2 separate regions of the Homo sapiens genome follow, and region 1 is linked to region 2. A link is a loop called in an ENCODE intact Hi-C map of the cell type or tissue named here. Cell type or tissue: OCI-LY7. All regions are shown on one strand.

Region 1 (2,500 bases), 370 kb after region 2:
CATTCTCTTCTCTCATACAACTTATTCAAGACTTATTCTCTCCTTCTCCTACAGTCCTTTACTTTTTCCCACATATCCTTCCTAACCCTCAATAGGAAAAAACTCTAAGAATATATTTTCTTTTCTTTTTTTTTGTCCTCCATTCCCCTGTCCATAATGACATGATTAGAACATTTTCAACCTCTCTTTATCCCCCTCATGCCCACCTCCATCTCCTAGGTTTTGCTGGAATAATTGAGTGATTATTTGAATTGTTTTAAAATAAGTCCCTTAGATTGTGAAATTCCTCATATCCTCACCTATTAAACTTACATATATTAAATGTCATTACTCACCACTGTTCTCTCTTCTTTCACCTTGTCTCTCTTATGATTAATTTGTCTTTTTATGGCCTTTCCTCAAGTATTCTCCTTAGGTAGTATGGTTGCATAGCAAACCATTCCAGTTTGTGTATGTCACTCTTTCTATATATTTTGTCTTTTTTCAAAAAAGGCATCAACCGGATAATAAACAAGAAAATTACGGACTGAATATAGGAGTTTTTGCATGTTGTTTGTTTTCCTGAGTGTATTAAATGATCTATTGTCTATTAGCTTCCGGGGTCAAAAAATAAAGCCTATACCAGTGTGATTATTTTTCCTTTGTGAGTAACTTGTTCTTCCAAGCTATAAACATAAACCTTTTTCTTTACCCTTGGAGTTCACACATTTTATAAGGATTTACTTGGTTGCATATATCTTCTTATTAAATCAGCCTGAAACTTAGTCAGCCCTTTTAATTTCTGGACCCAAATCTTTTCTCAATTCAGGAAAATTTATTTCTAGAAGTTGTTCAGTAATTACCTCTCTCCCATTTACTATTTTTTCCTCCTTTAAATCACCTTTTGGCTGTTCTTTTTCTTAGAGCTATTCTCACAGTTTCTTTTTTCTTCATGATTTCTCTTCCTCTTTCTTTTCTGTGCTTTTAAGTATTTCTTGTGCTTAATTCACTCAGTCATAAATTCTAATTTCAGTAGTAACTGTTTTCCCTTCTAAAACATCTATTTAATGTTAGTTCCAAAACCAGGAATGTGGGGTGTATGTGTGTGTGTGTGTGTGTGTGTATGTGTGTGTGTGATTTGAACATCTTTCAATATATTCTTTTTTCCTTCCTCCCTCCCTCTCTTCCTTCCTTATTTAAAAAAATTCAGTAGCTCATTTTTCCCTGGGCATGTATCCTGAATTGCAACCTGATCTTTTTCTTTCTCATTGCCATGGCCCCTTAAATGGGTAGTTATTTTCTTAAGCAGCACATGCAGCTGAGTTCTGGTGGCTGAAATTTATTTAGGACAGAGACTCTCTAGAGGATGAAAGTCAAAAGGGTTATCTCACTTCCTCTTCCTGTCTTGAATGGCAGGCTAACAGTCTCTTCTTGATATACCCAGAAAGGTCACTCTGTTTTCTATTTTTTCTGCAGTCTCCTAGTCTCAGAATCAGGGAAGACTCAGCGAATATCTAGTTCTATCCTGGTCTTCAGTGGGTCAAGTTGACTAGGGTTACTTAAAATAAGTGACTACATACCTTCTTTTGTGAAAGTTTATACATTCCCAAACACCAAGATCTTCCCAGGATTTGCCACTCATCTGCACATTCCTCTTCTTTTTTTTTTGATGGAGTCTCACTCTGTCGCCAGGCTGGAGTGCAGTGGTGCAATCTCAGCTCACTGCCACCTCTGTCTCCCAGGTTCAAGAGATTCTCCTGCCTCAGCCTCCCGAGTAGCTGGGACTACAGGCATGCGCCACCACGCCCAGCTAGTCACTCTTTAATTAACTGACTAGCCCACATAGGAAGAACCTAAGAATCAGGGATTTCATCCACCCCCAGTCATAGACACTTTAGTAGCTACCAGCCTCAGAAGCAACAAATAGCTTGTAATTGAGAAATTGGGGATGGAGGACGTAGTCTTTAGGTTGCTCCTTTTATCTTGTTGTTGTTTAACTTTTTTTCTTGTTTTTTCTTTTTTTTTGGTCTTTCGTATGCTCATAGAAGACCCCTTCTTTTCCCAGGACAAATCATGCCTAATATAAATTAGTCAGGGTGATATCCATCCTCTTACCAGTGTCTGGCTGAGGTTTGCAAATGTGGCTCCAGTCCTGAGGCAGGAAATCTGTTTAGTGGCTTCTGGAAAACATTTTTTTAGGAGTAAGACTGAAAGATTAGAGATTTGTCTTAGAGTGGTAGAGGAAAATGTGCTCTTGATAGGAATAATAATCTATATCCCATTACTTTACATGTCTTTTTGGCAAAAGACATAAAACGTATGAACTCATTTTACGTGTCTATTAATACTGGTGTTAGACTCTTATAGGATCTCACTTTAGAATAAGATCTAATGTGTAGACCATCAAATAGGCAGTAGACGAATAAATGAGTGAATGAGTGGGTGAGTGCTTTCCTATTGATCCCATGTAAATACCATGTTTAATTTCTATCAGTCTGAAAATATTGTTTGGCAGAATGTA
Region 2 (2,500 bases):
AATACTAAAATGTTAAAAAAAAAAAAAAGGTGAGGTCTTTGTTTCATAGTTGCTAGTGTTGGCAAAAATGAAATGTTACTTCCACAGCATAAAACTGACAGTTTCTTCACCTTCTAAAAGTGCAGACTATTATTAGCATTTTGTATATAAAACAAGTAAAATTTGAGAGTCTTTCGAAAAATGTATGTCTATAGATGGATAAGTATGTACATAATTGCAAATTGTATAAATTGCATAATAGGGAATACAGATTTTTTTCTAATTATTTCTAAATAAATCTTTAATTAATTTATTTATTTCTAAATAAATCTTTCTCATTTATTTCTATGTGACTGCCTTAAAAGTGAGTGAAAGATTTATACATATTTCCTTTATCCAACTTTTCCATTCCTCTTCCATGTTCTCATCTGAGATTATAATTCTTCCCTACCCTGAATGGCAGGTACCATATTGCGGAACAAAACATTTCAGGTGATTCTGGCCACTGTTCTAATGGAAAAGTAGAATAAATTCTTATTAATCCTACAATCAAATTATAAGTTTGAGTGCAACTTTGAGATGTTTGTAGGAATTGATTTGAACCAAGTCTTCAGAATCTTTCTAGTTTTATGCAAAGCTTACCTAAATTCTTCTGAGTCGTGAGAACTTTGGTATTACCCCTTACATACATCCTTTGTGACTAAGGTATTCATCCAGGAAAAAAAGTCCTTTCAAGTCCTAGTCATAGGAGGACAGTCGTTTTCTGAGGATTAAAATGGAAATGGAAACTTAAAAGGTTGGTATTTTCTTAGTGGATACCACATTTAAAAATATGTTTAACATAATAGTCCAATTTAAAGGAAAATGCTATCATTATAGACATAAGATAGTAGTCTTTTATTCTTAACTATATACTAATCTCCATGAATACAAAGCAAGGTATGTTCAACTACTAAACCTGAATATTGCAATATTTCCATATTAAGCTTTATTTTCTTTAGCTTTCTCATATACTAAAAGGACCCCATAAGGAGTTGAGAAATTTTTAGGATTATAACACACCCTCAGAAACAGTCTGAATACATATACTTTAGTAAATATATAGAATCACAAAATGCAACTACCTCTCAAAATTTATTTTAAATCTATAAATAAATCACCATTTCTATTACAGCCCACTGAAAAGACAAAGAAAAAAAGTTTAGTTTCTCTGCTGAATTTCCTTTCTCATTACAAGGTCAACAGATGTAGGTGGGAAGCTATTTTGGCTTTTCAGTTTCCTGATTGCTCTAGATAGATCAACTATTCACCTTCATGTTAGTGACTTCATTACATTCTGATATAGAAACTAATTTGAAAAAGGCTGACCTTTAAAATACTGAAGGTGACAAGAGGGTAAACGAAGGAGGTGAAGAAGATACAACTGAGCAGATCTCAAATCATATTTGTTTTAAAAGCTACCTTATGAGCTATTCACCTCTCACAATTTAGCTTTTTAATCCAAATTTTAACTTCAAAGTAGCCCCTGCTGACTCAAAAGTGTTATACCACGCAGTGGCCAGGTGGGGGAGAAGTGCAGCCTTATTCCTTTGAAGCTTGGCTGCCCAAGATCAATAGGAGTTCACAGGTGGCCATACTTCAAAGGGGAAGCACTATGTCTCTGTTTCGGTCCAGCCCCTGTAACAGTTATTTTCGCCCCCTCCAGTGGCTTGGAATTGGCTTTCATGTTATATTTTCACTTAAGAAAGTAAATGAAGAGCATTAGAGGCAGATCTTGATTAAAAGAATTTTAAAAGAAGCCAACATCTTGAGAGGACCAGCTACCTTTTAAAAGCACCTATTAATGCAATTGCTGGGTAGAAGGAAAGGTAAGCCTGCAGGGGAGATTTTTAAAAGCAACCCACTTACAGGGTTGCATCTGACATTTTAGCAACTAAGCTAAATCTCTTCAACAAGCTACAATGGTTGTAGGTAAATTTTATTCAACATTTTGTAGCTGGATATCTATTCTACAGTGTAGTTAGAATGAAAAACATGCCCACAGCTGCCAAGTTCAGGTGAAAAGAACTCACTTATATTACTTGAAAAATAGCAATGATTAAGTTACTCGTTAAACATATTTCTACACAATCAATGCACAAGAATGTAATTCCTGAGTACATTTCCATGTAATGTTTGCCGAAATATATTTTTATTAATTTTTATTTTATTTTATATACTATGTAATATATATTTTACATACTTTTTATAAACAAGAATATGAAATAATGGATAGTGTTTCTGTTATCACAGATAAATAAATCATACAAATCACAATCATTTTTGTAAATAAAAACCAGAGGAATTCCTATAATCAAGAAAAATGGTTCTGCATGTTAGCCACATATTGAAATCACCTGGCATATTTTTAAAACACTACCAGGACCCCATCTGGAGATTTTAATTTAATTGGTTTAGAATGGGCCTGGGCATAGGAATTTGAAAAGTTCCTCAGGTGATTTTCATGTGCACCAAGAGTCAG

The links. A loop is a pair of places that touch in the nucleus more often than their neighbours do. Peaks named below come from ENCODE experiments on the same cell type or tissue, not always from the same donor. Only the 100,000 strongest peaks of a DNase experiment are listed, where the experiment ranks them.
Region 1: it touches region 2 in a loop (4-fold over the local background); 1 of 110 quality-filtered maps calls a loop at or near these places.

The regions. Positions count from the first base shown.
Region 1 is chr6:93,174,881-93,177,380 of GRCh38, forward strand. No RefSeq gene overlaps it. Among named protein-coding and RNA genes, the nearest start is that of EPHA7, 240 kb to the right of the region's middle. In OCI-LY7, no CTCF peak of the experiment used is centred here; a DNase peak (open chromatin) is centred at 1,351; H3K4me3 peaks cover 1,346 bases; H3K27ac peaks cover 1,891 bases.
Region 2 is chr6:92,809,495-92,811,994 of GRCh38, forward strand. No RefSeq gene overlaps it. Among named protein-coding and RNA genes, the nearest start is that of LINC02531, 87 kb to the left of the region's middle. In OCI-LY7, CTCF peaks have their summits at 1,541 and 1,744; a DNase peak (open chromatin) is centred at 1,577; H3K4me3 peaks cover 1,276 bases; H3K27ac peaks cover 1,929 bases.